3 separate regions of the Mus musculus genome follow, and all the other regions are linked to region 1. The links are chromatin contacts, found by Hi-C or POLR2A ChIA-PET in ENCODE. All regions are on one chromosome and are shown on one strand. The core of a region is the stretch at or near the end of the contact, and the rest is flanking DNA. Distances in the headings are between cores, read along the strand shown.

What was found. Hi-C counts contacts between places; a loop is a spot of excess contacts on that map. ChIA-PET counts read pairs that join two places held with the same protein, here RNA polymerase II (POLR2A).
Region 2: a map of gastrocnemius shows a loop between it and region 1 (13-fold over the local background). The contact joins the enhancer-like site here to the promoter of Nfil3 in region 1. A Hi-C loop is called at or near these places in 1 of 37 maps with a recorded cell type or tissue (gastrocnemius). POLR2A ChIA-PET finds 5 or more read pairs at or near these places in 1 of 5 experiments (Patski).
Region 3: a loop to region 1 is called in a map of heart, with 4 times the contacts of the local background. The contact joins the enhancer-like site here to the promoter of Nfil3 in region 1. A Hi-C loop is called at or near these places in 1 of 37 maps with a recorded cell type or tissue (heart). POLR2A ChIA-PET finds 5 or more read pairs at or near these places in 1 of 5 experiments (Patski).

Annotation. Positions count from the first base shown.
Region 1 is chr13:52,978,746-52,983,056 of GRCm38, forward strand. Nfil3 (nuclear factor, interleukin 3, regulated) reads right to left here and starts at 2,294. Exons shown (of 2, transcript NM_017373.3): 1 at 2,116-2,294.
Region 2 is chr13:52,733,738-52,738,048 of GRCm38, forward strand. All of the region lies in intron 1 of BB123696 (expressed sequence BB123696), which reads right to left. Among named protein-coding and RNA genes, the nearest start is that of BB123696, 21 kb to the right of the region's middle. Within about 2 kb of position 1,914, at least 1 of the 3 ENCODE cell types and tissues checked has a DNase peak (open chromatin) inside an H3K27ac peak, as active enhancers do; it is gastrocnemius, where a contact is called at or near this core.
Region 3 is chr13:52,763,789-52,768,099 of GRCm38, forward strand. No RefSeq gene overlaps it. Among named protein-coding and RNA genes, the nearest start is that of BB123696, 8.7 kb to the left of the region's middle. Within about 2 kb of position 1,948, at least 1 of the 3 ENCODE cell types and tissues checked has a DNase peak (open chromatin) inside an H3K27ac peak, as active enhancers do; it is heart, where a contact is called at or near this core.

The sequences.
Region 1 (4,311 bases), core at 1,044-3,543:
GCCAGGCGCGTGCCCGGTCTCCCGGACCAGCGAGGGGCGCAAGGACGCATGATGAAAGGTGGCGCTGCAAAGTCCCCCCAGGCCCCCCGCCTCTGAAGGCTTGGGTCTCCCAGCCCAGCACGCAAAGTGGGTCAGGGTCTGCTGCTGGGGGGCCTACTGCAACTGCAGCGTCTTGGAAAACGGCTAAAATAGGGATAATATGTTCCAGGAGTCATCATCTAGAATGTCTCCGCCCCCTAAAATAATATTGTAGTTCAATTATGTAAATGGTACGCTAAGAAAACTATATCTCACAGACACTATTAAATACGTATATTCACACATCATTACACTAAGTAAGAATCCGGGAAGAAATTTAATATCCGGATACTTACCATATTATTCTATCTCCAAGAATAAAACTAGGTTATACAAGGCAAAAATACAATCTACTAACCTATATATACTTCCCATAACTCATATCTGATCTGGGGGAAATTATGATGTGAAATAAATACTTTTGACCTCATTAGCCGTTGTTATTTACAAAAGCCAGAAAAGAAGGTGTCACTTGGCCATTCCCTGTTGCCCTCTGAACGCAGCAGTTCCTCCAAAGTGTCCTTTAAAATGATAAATGGGGCCCCCGCGTTCACCAGCAGTCTCTGGGTGCTGCGAAATGCCTTCCTAAAAATACAGTCTTATCAGAGGTCTTGGAAGGCGTGGAGTTAAAACTACAGCAAATGGCCTTGAGCTCGTATTTGCACACAGCCCTGGAGAAACCAGAAATAGCACTGAGGCCAGGATTGTTAAAATGTGATAGGGCTATATTTAGAAAGACGTACATTTCTTTTAGGGTAAAAGACACACATTTGGCAAGCATGAGCTATGTCAAGGCTTAGTCGGTCGTCACTTTCCGGCTTAAAATATCCTTTAAAAGAACCAACAAAACCCCTGTTGATGGTGACATTCTTCAACGCTGAGATTGCCCTACTTTCTTTGTGGCAAGATTATAAAATCACGTAATTAGCTCCCTTTCTATGCTCAACAGCCAGCAAATTCGGCAGTTACATAACCTCACATTTCCAGGAATCTAGTAATGATTTGTCTTGTGGTGTCTTAAAAAAAAAAAAAAAAAAGCCAATGACGATAAGGTGAGAAAAAAAAAAAAGAAAGAAAGAAAAAGAAAGGCTGATGAAACGCATCGCATTCCAGTTGGGAAAAGTGGGGAGGCAAACGTCACAATGGCTCGTCCGGGTTTTAAAAATAACACCTCGGAACATTTAAGGAGCCCCCCCTCCCCCGCGCGCATTAGTGTCCAAGACTAGGATTTCTTCTTTCTTAATAATGAACTCCATAGAATCGTTTTTTAAAATATGCGTATTTGGGACGATACAGAGGTACCAATAAGGATCTAATAGCCAACGCTGCGCTAAAATGACCAAATCATTGCACACAAATCACACGCGCACATTCTCACATCAGTTCGTCCTCGGTGCCCACGTTTCATCGCTGGCCCATTATGCAATGTAAGAAAGGACACATCCCTCCACCTTCCCGAGGGCTCGTAAAACACGGTGACGACAAACGGGTTGGAAAACGTCGGTGCCGACACAGCGCCTGACACAAACAAACGCCGCGCAGGCATCTCCGATTGCCGTCACCGTTGGTACTCCCAATCCTCCTAAGCAAATCAAGACTCAACCCTCCCCTTAGCTGGCCCGGATTGGGGACTAGCGCGGAGAGACCCCGGAGAGCAGGGCAAGTCGTCTGGCTGCTAAAAGGATCGGCCTCCACTCCGCCTCCACGGCGCGCTCTTCGCCACCGAAACATCAATTTTCCTGAAATCCGGAGACATTATGCAATAGCGGGGAGGAGGAGGGAGCGCGCGGCAGCCCGGGCTACGTGCGGGCGCCAGGGCGCTGCAATCAAAGCAGCTACCTTAAGGTGGCGAGTCCCCCCTCCTGCCAAGGCAGCAAAAGTTTATGTAATGCATGCCCCGCGCACACTCGCCGCCTCCCGCCAGCCCTGCGCCGCGCCCGCACGCATCCCGCGCCCTACGCCCGCCGGCCGCGCGCTCCAAGAGCGGGCACGGAGCAGAGCAGGGCCCCCGGGGCCGCCGGTGGGCGGAGCGCTTACCGTGGTTCTGCTCCCTGGTCCGTGAGGGGGAAAAGAAAGGGCGGCTGTAACCGGGCTGGCGGCGCCGGGGCGCGATTCAAGCTCCGCCGGGCCCTCAGCGGGCGGTGGCGAGGGCGCGGCGCGGGAGACGAGCGGGCGCGCCGGGTCCGCGGGCGCCGTGGCCGCGCCGAGAGATGTGTGTTAGTAGGTCAGTTCCGAGCGCCGCGCTACGTCGCCGCCCGCCAGCCCCGCCGTGACGGGCGGCGGCCGCCCCAATCGCCGCGCCCGCGCCCGCCCCCGGCCCGCCGCCACTGGCCGCGCCGACAGGGGCGGGCTCCCCACCGCCCCGCCCCGCCCCGCCCCGTCCTCTCCGCCGCGGCGCCACTGGCAGTCCGCGTCCTTCTCTGGCCGCGGCCGCAGCTGCTACCCGCTGTCCGTGGGGACCCAGGCCGAGCGCTATGTTGCGCAACGGGACGCACCGCGGAGCAACCCGAGGCACGCCTAAGAGGAGCCCAGGACCCTTTTGCCCATTGCCGGCCGCGCCCTCCGGGTCGCTGCGCTCGCTCCGTGGTGCCAGCACCTTTTTTTGTTTGTTTGTTTCCCGGAGAGCCACAGAGGGCCGGGCTACCTGTTGCCAATAGAACCCCGGGTGAGGGCTATGGGGACACGGGCGTGGCGGGGACCTTGGCCTCCTTGTGCCCACGGTCCCCTCTGAGACCGGGAAAGGGGCGCGGCAGCCGGGCTACTGAAATGTCCCGCTCCTCTCCCGGGCAGCGCCGCAACGGTAACACAAACAGCGCTCCCGACACAATTAGGGCGAAGACGACCCCTACAAAGTTGTTGCGTAACACGGTTGGGAAACCAAGCTAGACCCGGTTGGTCTGTGTCCCCGACCACGTGGAGAGGTGGCGGCTGTCTCCGAGGACCTGAGAGTCCGCGGCCTCGGTGTCCCCGGCTGGGAAACCTACCCGCTTTCGGTGCTCGGGCTAGAGCAAGCCACGGAGGGCATTCCCCAAGCATCTTGAACTGGTAGTTCTCCTCTCCTTTCGGTTCTCAGTGAACACGCCAGCCAGCCCCCACCCCACCCCCCTTTCCCCAATTCCTGGGATGTACAAAAGACATAAGGAAATGGGAGACAGAGCATCTGGTGGCATGTTCTTAAGTCAGTCATCGGGTTGGCTATTGTAAAGGAACGTGGCAAACACTCCCCGCGTTTACAGACACGTAAGATTATAGCCGGCCTTGGCAAAGGGAGCCATATTCCTGACAGTGACGCACGCGCTTGCCCAAATACGGAATGTGGCAGGTGGCAAGGTCCTTGAGCTCGGACTGTGGGACCTGGGCTCGAATGATTCCCTCACTCAACCCCCTCCTTTCTCATTTTTCAAAGAAAGCAAACCCCAAAATAAAGAGTGAGTGTGCGGGACCCCCACCCGGAACATCTCACCAAGTGGATCTCTTTCCATTTACTCAAGACACACAGTAGTAACTCCACAAATAATCTCCGAGGCACATCCAGTGGTGATTTAAATGCCATTCACCGTTGGACTTTTGGACGCCTTCACAGGGCAATAATGATGGAGTCTAGCTGGTAAAATACCCCTTAACCAATAAAGCCCCCATAGCACAGATACGCAATAGAGGATAAATCTCCTTTCACGGGTGCTGATCAGTTCAGGGAACACCCCCTCCCCCCTTTACACTTTGTTTGTTTGGATTTTTTTTTGTTTTTTGTTTTGTTTTTTTCCGAAGAACTAACTACCTTGATGTAAACGAATCTTGATTTGGTTAATCGGTTCCACTTTTCTCGAATTTACTGATGTCATAGGATCCCTAAGTAGGTAGAATCGGGGAATAGCGTTTTCACAAAAAAAAAAAAAAAAAAAAAAAAAAAAAAAAAAAAAAAATTGAACTTGCCTGACTCACCCAAGGCTGACAGCGGAAGAACGGACTGCTGTGACCCACGAAGCTGTTCTTTATACTGAATTTTGAAATCTGATGCCTGTCTTCATTCCCGGGGGCAGTTTACATTGCGCCTCCACCACATTTATGCTTCCGTCATTGTCATCTAACTTGGAAATCAGAGGAAGTGTGAAAGATGTCTCTGATATCAACTTGGAAAACAACTCATTCGCGCCCCCTGGTGCTTAAAAACAGCTCAACAAGGTGATGGAGGCTCGGTCTCCAGGACCCGGGTGATGATGCGTCCGGTGTTAC
Region 2 (4,311 bases), core at 664-3,163, 250 kb before region 1:
GTTTCGGTATCTCCCTCCCCTGAGAATCCACAGATGCTCCAATGTCGTCTGTAAAATGCTTAGTGTTGCAGACTATGCACGCCTTGTCACCATGCCTCCATTCTCTGTCACACACATAATGAAGGTAAGTACACGGATGGCTTATAAATCGTGCCACCTAGGCAAAGTGACAGGGGAAAGATCTGCACATAATCGAGGCACAGACTTGACCAAACGTTCCCTACCCACAATGGTTGGCTCCACGGGCGTAGAACGCACACAGGAGCACAGTTGGTGTCTTTACCTCTGGCACCCTGAGAGCATTTTACACTTCCTCACAACCAGAAAGTCAGTCAGAAAAATCACCTTGTGATTAGCAACTCTGTGAAAAAAATAAAGACTTGTGGCAGCATTTCTTGCTGTCGTATTCCATATGTACTAACATTAATTCTTTTGATCGTGTGTGTGTGTGTGTGTGTGTGTGTATGTGTGTGTGTGTGTGTGTGTGTGTGTGTGTGAGAGAGAGAGAGAGAGAGAGAGAGAGAGAGAGAGAGAGAGAGAGAGCTCAAACCTGTGCCTGTACACAGAGATCCAAAGTGACCAGGTGTCCTACCTCATCATTCGCTACAATATTGTCTTCAAGTAAACAGGGAGCTAGGGTCAGTCAGCCAGCCCCAGAGATCCTCCTGTTTCCACCCTTCACAGCTCTGGAGTTAAACCTGGCTCTGACATGCATGCCAAGGACTTGAACTCAGAGCCTCATGCTGGAAGGGAAAGCACACTTACCGGTTGAGCCACCTCTAGCTCCCAGTCAGCCTTAAGACCTGTCTGCTCTCCCTCCATGGAGCTTTTCCACAGGAGCCACCCCCTCTGAGAGAGCTGCTTCTCAGGTCTTCAGCATGAGCGCTGCAGGCCACAGGCATGAGGAGGTGCTGAATTCCATACCCGTCCATGTGAGAGTGCCCTGTACCCTCTATTCCCCATTGAGCTCTCCTGAGGCATTCACCTTCCCTGACCATGGGTGCCAGAGTGTCTGTGAAAATGTCCTGGGCATTCCCAAACTAGGAAATGGCTCTGTGGTCGCCATTCTGTTCAGCATCACTTTGAAAAGATACAAGCAAGGGGCTGGAGAGAGAGATCAACCTGTAAAGTGCTTGCCACATAACCATGGGACCCTGCGCTCCATCCCCTGAACCCACGTGGCAATGTAAGTTTGTCATCCCAGCCCTGGGATGACAGAGACACTCTGGCCAGCCAGCACAGCCCATGTAGTGAGCTCCAGGTCTCAGTGAGAGACTGTGTCCCAAACCAACAAAAAAGATGGCTCCTGAGGAAGGATACTGGGCACAGGTGCACACATATCCACAGATAACACAAACATCAAATGAATAACACATCTGAAAAAATTCTTACTCTCAACGATAGCAAACAATATAAAATTTCAAATCAAATTAAGGTTCAGTTCAAGCAAACATCAAGGAAACAACATTGACCTTAGGTCAACAGTAAGGATAATGATGTTTGAGGCTTCTCAGTGGGGCAGAGCTATTTACAAGTTATAAACTCTTCAAGATGTTACCAAAATTCTGTGGCGTGCATCATGAGCGAAAGCCAAACCCTCATCCACCAGGGACATTGACACCACCAACCTGCTTGCTCGCCTCTGTTCCATAGACACATGGACTAATTCAGTCTTCAGGCAGGCAGGGCCACATGGCCTGGACCAATGGGGCTGTGATACTGAAATGCACAGAAGAGTGGGTGCAGAGCAAGCCTGGGTCTCCCCGAAATGCTGGTATGTAGATTCCCAAGTTGGAGCTTCTTCAGGCTCGTTGTTAGCCAACCATGAGACACAGCTGGTACCAAACAGCCCCTGGCTTCAGTGGCTTAACAGGACAAGGCTTGCTTCTTATCCTCTTCTATACCCAGTGAGGGTGTTGATCAGCCCGTGCCAAGATGATCTTGGTGATGTGCCAAGATTCACATCAAATGAGGTTCACTGTAGCATTACTGTGATGGTATAATTTTTACAACACCCTAAATGTCAGAAAATAGGAGCTAGTGAAGCAAATTATGGCCCACGATAGAATACTGTAATAAATACTTTACAACCAAGAGGAGTGATATATTGAAGATCTTTAGTAGCAGTTGGGGAATTTTTCCCCCAATAAAATATTGAGCGAGAAAGGCACACTGTGCGATCACTTCTCTTTTTTTGTTTAAAACAACCGACATGCCCACAGAAGAGGGAGTGGTGAGAACCAGAGAGACGGCTCCAGATGAATGATGAACAGACCATGGGGGGTGGGAGAGGGAGGGGTGCGAGCAAGGGACGGCAGTGGAACGCTGAGAGATGCTCTTTCACGCAGTACAGAAAAGCGAAGAGTGTTTTCCAAAGCCTTGGGAGCAGCGGTGGGGATAAGCAAAGACTAGCTTCAGGCAGACCGTGTTGAGCAAGAGGCCTGCTGGGTGAAATCACTGAGTGGGCTCGGTGCCAGCATAACCCTTCTCCCTTTCTTTCCCCCAACAATGATCTCAGGTTGCAGCTCCCTACCAAGGTTGAAGGTGGATAAACAGAGGAGTGCCACTAACCACGCGGATGGACGTCCAAAAGCCTTCTCATGCTGGCTCACGAGGATCTTAGGCGTGGGTTCCGAGACATGCCATAAAACGGCTCAGAGAACTCGGACTGCACGTCCCCAGGAGTTTGAAAACCCTGCCAGACCTTGGTTGTCCAGGAACATGGTGTGCTGAGGGAGGGTGTTGGCTTACAGACAAACAGGACATTTTCTAAATGATCAGGGCCTGTTCCAGGAAAAAGCCTGAGGAGTGGAGGTAGGGTGGATCTCAGTGTTTTCAGAAGTGGCCAATGGGTTGACCAAAGCACTCTCCATGTCTCAGTCACAGTGACAAGCTCCAGAGAGTCCACCATTAGTCTGAGGAGCCCCTGCAACTACAAGGCTCTTCCTTCACCGTCCCGGAGTTTCCTGAGTCACAGCATCCCTGTCTCTGAACACTCTGGGGTGAGACATTCCTAGGGAGATGCTGAGAAGCCTGGGTAGGAGCCTATGAATGCCTCAGCAGCTACAAATCACTGATGATCTCCAACTCCTATGAGCAGCTAAGGGAATAGTAGTGTAGTCGATAGTAATATACGCGCAAAGAGCAGCCATTGCGAGCACTTGCTGCGCTTGCAGAGGACCTGAGGCCAGCTCTTAGGATCCACAATGGATGGTTTATAATGCCTGTAACTCCAACCCCACAGTATCTGACATCCTATTCTGGCCTCTGCAGGCACTGCCCACTCATGTGCACATAGACCCACCCACAGATATATACATATATGCACATAAATAATTAAAAATAAAATAACTCTTTAAAAAGGAAAGAAACGGACCCTTAATCACAGAGGGCACCTGAGAGAAAAAAAAAACCCAAAGGTAACAGGAGAGGAAGCAGCAGGTGGGACTGAGTTAGACTCCGCATAAATCAACATTTCCCATTCGTTACTCATATGATAGATTTCTATTCAGCACACACTGGATGGGTTATCTTAGTGCCTGGGAATTGCATACATCCAGTGGTAATAAAGGCTACCATCCGATGGAGGATAGATTCAAACTACAGGACTAAGAAGGCCATGGGGACCTGGGCAGGACAGTGAGCTTGAGCTTAACCCTCAATGACAAGAAATTCTGTGCCGTTCAACCAGGAATACAGCTTGAACACAGTCTGCACATGGCTTCTGGTTGGGAAGAGGTTCCCGGAAAAGGGGAAGGTGACACTGAAACACCCCTGGATGGACTGTCCCATGCTCTGTGATAAAGAAAAGTGCTGGCCCGAGAGGCATTCATTCCGTGAGATCCCGGTTCTCTGACTACGGAGATATTGAAGGTAGCTTTCTGTCTCCATTTATCTGATTATCCATCATCAAGCAATGGGCATCTTGGTTCAGTCACATCATCAAGTTAGCCCTTGCAGAAGCGGATGCCAAGACAGTTTGAAATGCAGAAGATCCCAAGGAACACTTGGAAGGAGTTGATAGGAGACACGTTGTTCAGAGAGGGAAGTCTTCCCACCAGGATCCAGCCAGAGATGGAGGGTGAAGATTAAAGTGTGGGCACCTCATCAGTCACAGCAAAGAAAGAGTCCTCACAGCCCAGTAGGAAGCCTGGTGCAGAGACACCAGACTCTGTCTGTCCTCAGTGGTGTCTGAAGAGGCATAGTTGGACCCTATCTGAGAAGGATGCAATCTCAGGTTGACTGTTGCAGAAGAATGTGGCAGCCGACTGGACTCTTTATGGCAGACCAGTTTGCCCCAGCAAAGAGCCA
Region 3 (4,311 bases), core at 698-3,197, 220 kb before region 1:
AGTGAGGAGTTGTGGTGGCCCCTTGACCCATGTGCCATCTTAGTCAGTTCTGGTGAGTGGGCTTTGCCTATCACAGTTTCCACTGAGTGACCAACACCTGGCCTATGTTGAAGGCTCTAACACAGAAAAATCTCTCCTTTAATCCAGTGGCCCTCTGGCTCCTTGGGACCTCTGCTTTGGCTGTCCCATGACAGAGTGCCCCATACAGCTGATTCAAACTTATGTCATTCCTGAGCCCTCTTTGTGCAAGAAATTTATATATGACCTGTATATGTGCTTATATATACAAAGTAAACATTTGCTGAGAAAAAAATCACTAAAAATTACTTTAAAACTAATTTCTATACATGTAAATTTTGACCTATGTAGCCATGGGCTTTTGCCCTTTTAACAGGGCCAGGCACGAGTTCCATTTCATATGCCGAGCCTTAGATTGAATCAGAAAGCAAGTGGTTACCTGTGTGGCATCTGTGCCACCATTGCACCTATGTCAGCAGCCATTGTGACAGGATCATGGGTAGGTGAAATGATCCTTTCTCTCCTCCTGTGGCACACACTGTACCTTCCAGTACCAGGAGAGGTAGCCAGTTGGACAAAGGTCCCAGCTGAACACCAGCTTGTCTATTCCATCTTCTGTGACTCAAGCATGTGGCCACTTCATGCAGTAGGGTCTTAAGGTCAAATTCTGGAGGGTAGGCAAGAGTGTGAGCCTGTACTTGCTGCGGGTGAGGGAATGGTCTGTGAGACCCAACTCCTGACAGAGTGTTTGCAATCACTGAGCTCAGCCATAAGACAAAACTATGGGGCTATGCCCATAGTTTAAGAAGTTGGAGTCTAGAGGCATGGTTCCAACATCTGTCAAACTACCTGATCACACTATTTTCAGTCCTTCTATGGTTTAGATCAACTTCAGTCCAGACATTTCAATACTAAGGCATGTTGTATTATTCTAAGGTACCTGACAACCACGAACCCCTCCACTGAAGTGTATACATACCCCTTCTTGAGGTGACTACATCTTGATCAAGGTCACAAATTCTCATGGAAGATGATCATGTGCTGCCCCGAGATGCTGTAAAGTCTACAGTCCATCTTCTCTATATATTTATTTCTTCCTACCCCTCCCCAGTCAAGGAGCAGAACGTACAGTATTAGACCCTGGAAGGAGGGGCTGGAAGAAGTTCCTCTTTCCTGACTTGGAGGAAGAAGGCTAGGTAGCTGAGGACCCAGCCAAGAAGCAGTGAGTCTTACTGACTCTTTTACAGCACTCCTGCAAAGTCCGAACAGAAATCATGATCCAGGTGACAGACACCACCTGAGGCATGTCAACAGGAAGGAGGTGGCAGCTATGTACGTTCAGGACAGAAGGTGACATGGGAGGTTCTGCTAAGAGCTGGAGGAAGAAAGAAATCTCAGGCGAGAAGAAAAGCCAGCTAGCCCTGAAACAAAAGGCAATTCCCCAATAACCCAAAGGAGGGGAGGCCATCAGAAACGCTCTCTGCCCCCTTAAGTGAACGCATCTTGGCACTGCTTGCTCCCTAAGTGGAAAGAAATGCCCTTTTAGAGGCAGCGATTTGCTTAGAAAAATATTCCTTTCAAATGTCTTACGATTACTGACACTCTCCTTAGACCTTGGCAGTGGCCTCCTGTGTGTTTGCATGAGAATATAAATGTCTAAAGATAATGTACTCAAAATACACTCCTGGAAAAGCGGATGGCCCTGGAATCAGGAGGCTCTTCCATCTTTATGCCATCTCTATCCACCACTTCAGGGGCCTGACTGTTCTCTTAGCTCTCGTTCCTTCCCACCCTCCCTCCTTTCTTCTCCCTCTTCCCTCCCCCCTTCCCCTAGCTGGGCAGCCATCCAGATGATTCATAGTATATTCTAGCTAAATTCAGCACAAAAGCCATCTAAAGCATCGGAAGATCAAAGTTACATCAGCGAACAGGCACTGGGGAATTGACAAGCAGCTAAAATTAGGACATTGCGGAGCCGTGGCCTTTGACGGATGGAGTGAAATTTAGCCTCTGGTTCGCTATTTAAAGATTGGTGACAGCACCCTTTTCTGTAGCCACAGCAAGCACACAACACAAGTATTCGGGTCTGATTAAGTGTTTAATCATCTCTGGCCCACGGCTGGCTGCGGCAGATGGACGGACTCCTAAGAAGTTGGGCCTTCATTCCCACACCGAGTCTCTCCAGCCCAACTGGTCCCTCCAGGCACACTCTGTAAAGCTATTTTAATCACTTTTACAAGCATTCCTGCCATCACACAGTTCAGCCTCCAAATCCTGACCCAGCACAAGGGTTTCCAGATTCATCATCAACTTAATTAAAACAAACAGATCCAAACAGCTGCCAAACCAATTCGTCAACTGTCCTACTGGCCTCTTTTCTTTTTCTGGTTCCTTCCGGTTTAAATGCAGTCCTCCTCACAGATGGCAGGTGTCCTCCTCTTTGGGTGTACCTTTGTTTTATGGCCATTGTCACCTCCCAGAGACACACTGGCTTCTGGAAGGACAATGTGGGAGCCCAAGATGACCATGATAACTCTAAGAGCCAAGCAGAGAACACTTCCAGGAAGGCAGTCAGCAGCTGCCTTGTCAACTTTGAACTGACCCCACCCTTGTTATTGATCCTTAGGGCCAAGGACAATGGTTTCAAAACAACTTGCATAACTTTCCTCCCTTTCCCTCTGAAACACTGGCCTGCCTCTGTCTCCTCAAGCCTGACCTTGTGGTACCTTGGCACACATTCCAGATGTCCGTGTGCCACCCTCTCCTGTTCTTCCTTGGGTGGCCTGTTTGCTGATTGGCTAACTTGGTTTAGGGTGGCTGTGGCCGCCTGCCTGGCCAGCAGTGACCAGCTCTGCTTCAGTCACCTCTGTGGCCAAGTTTTACTTTGTGAAGCCCCGAAGGGTCAGTGTGAGCTGCTCAGACAGAGGCAAGATGGGAAAATGGGAGAGAGTACAAATGGGGTGTCAGGCTCTCCAACAGCTACCTGATAGCTCTGAGAACCTGTACCCCAAGAGAGTAGAGGAAGAAAGGGAAATTGGGGTGGAAGGTCTAGACCATTCAAGGGGCACTGTAGTAAGTGCACCTTACACAGGATACAAAGAAGTCCTTGGTGGGCTAAAATGGAGAAAGCTGGGCATGAGCTGGGGAAAGAATAAAGGCCAAGATAACCTTGAGGTAGAAGCCAGCTGCTGGTCATGCCCCTGTTTTAAGAAAGGAACTACCTTAGGGTTACTATTGCTGTGATAAGAAATAAAAGTTTAGACAGAAAGGGTTTATTTGGTTTCTACTTCCATATCATAGCCCATCACTGAAGGAAGTCAGGACAGGTACTTATAGGGCAGGAACCTGGAGGCAGGAGCTGATGCAAAGGCCATGGAGGGGTGCTGCTTACTGGATTGCTCCCCATGGGACACTCAGCCTGCTTTCTTACAGAACCCAGGGCCACCAGCCCAGGGTGCCACCACCACCCACAATGGGCTGGAACTTCCCACAATTATTACTAATAAGAAAATGCCCCACAGGCTTGCCTACAGCCTGGTCTTATGGAAGCCTTTTCTTAATTGAGGCCCCCATCTCTCAGATGACTTTAGCTTGTGTCAGGTTAACACAAAAGCAGTCAGTACAAGAACTGTTTAAAGCTCTAGGGAAAGCCAGAGCATGTATGTAGCTTGGGTACTGTGGCACAGCACCTGAATTCAGGCAGGAATGACTCCAGAGAACCTCCAGGAGAGATGCTCCACATGCCCAGGTTTACAGGACAATGCAGGGACACCATCTGAAATATGAGGACAGGGGCCAAAGAAGAAAGACCATCCATTAGGTCACCTGCCTGAAGGGACACAGGCTCCCCAGGCAGACTTTCCAGCCCAGGCCACCAGTCACTGGAATCAGCTCTAGAAGGCATCAGAGAAGTCCCTGCTTCCCCACTTGCAAACAGAGTAAGAGGGAATGGCTTTCTGTGTAAACTAATAAATACCCTCTGCTTAGGCCGCCATTATGATGGCCAAGCTCCTGCAGGGAGTAACCCAGAGTGTGTCCACCAATGAGAGAAGAGGAGGGAAGGCTAGTGTCCTTTACTGGTCTTCTGTGGCATGTACCTACCGTGGGATGCCAGACCTATGGGCAGGATGAGCCTCTTAGGCCTCTCAGCAGATTCCGGGGGCCTGGGTGTTCACTGAGGTAGAGATGAGAGGCATAGGGGGAGCAATGCTTCTGGGTTCTCCACACACGACCACCACATTTGACCTCCAGAATCCAAACTTGAGGAGCACAAGAACAGCAATGGTGCGGCCA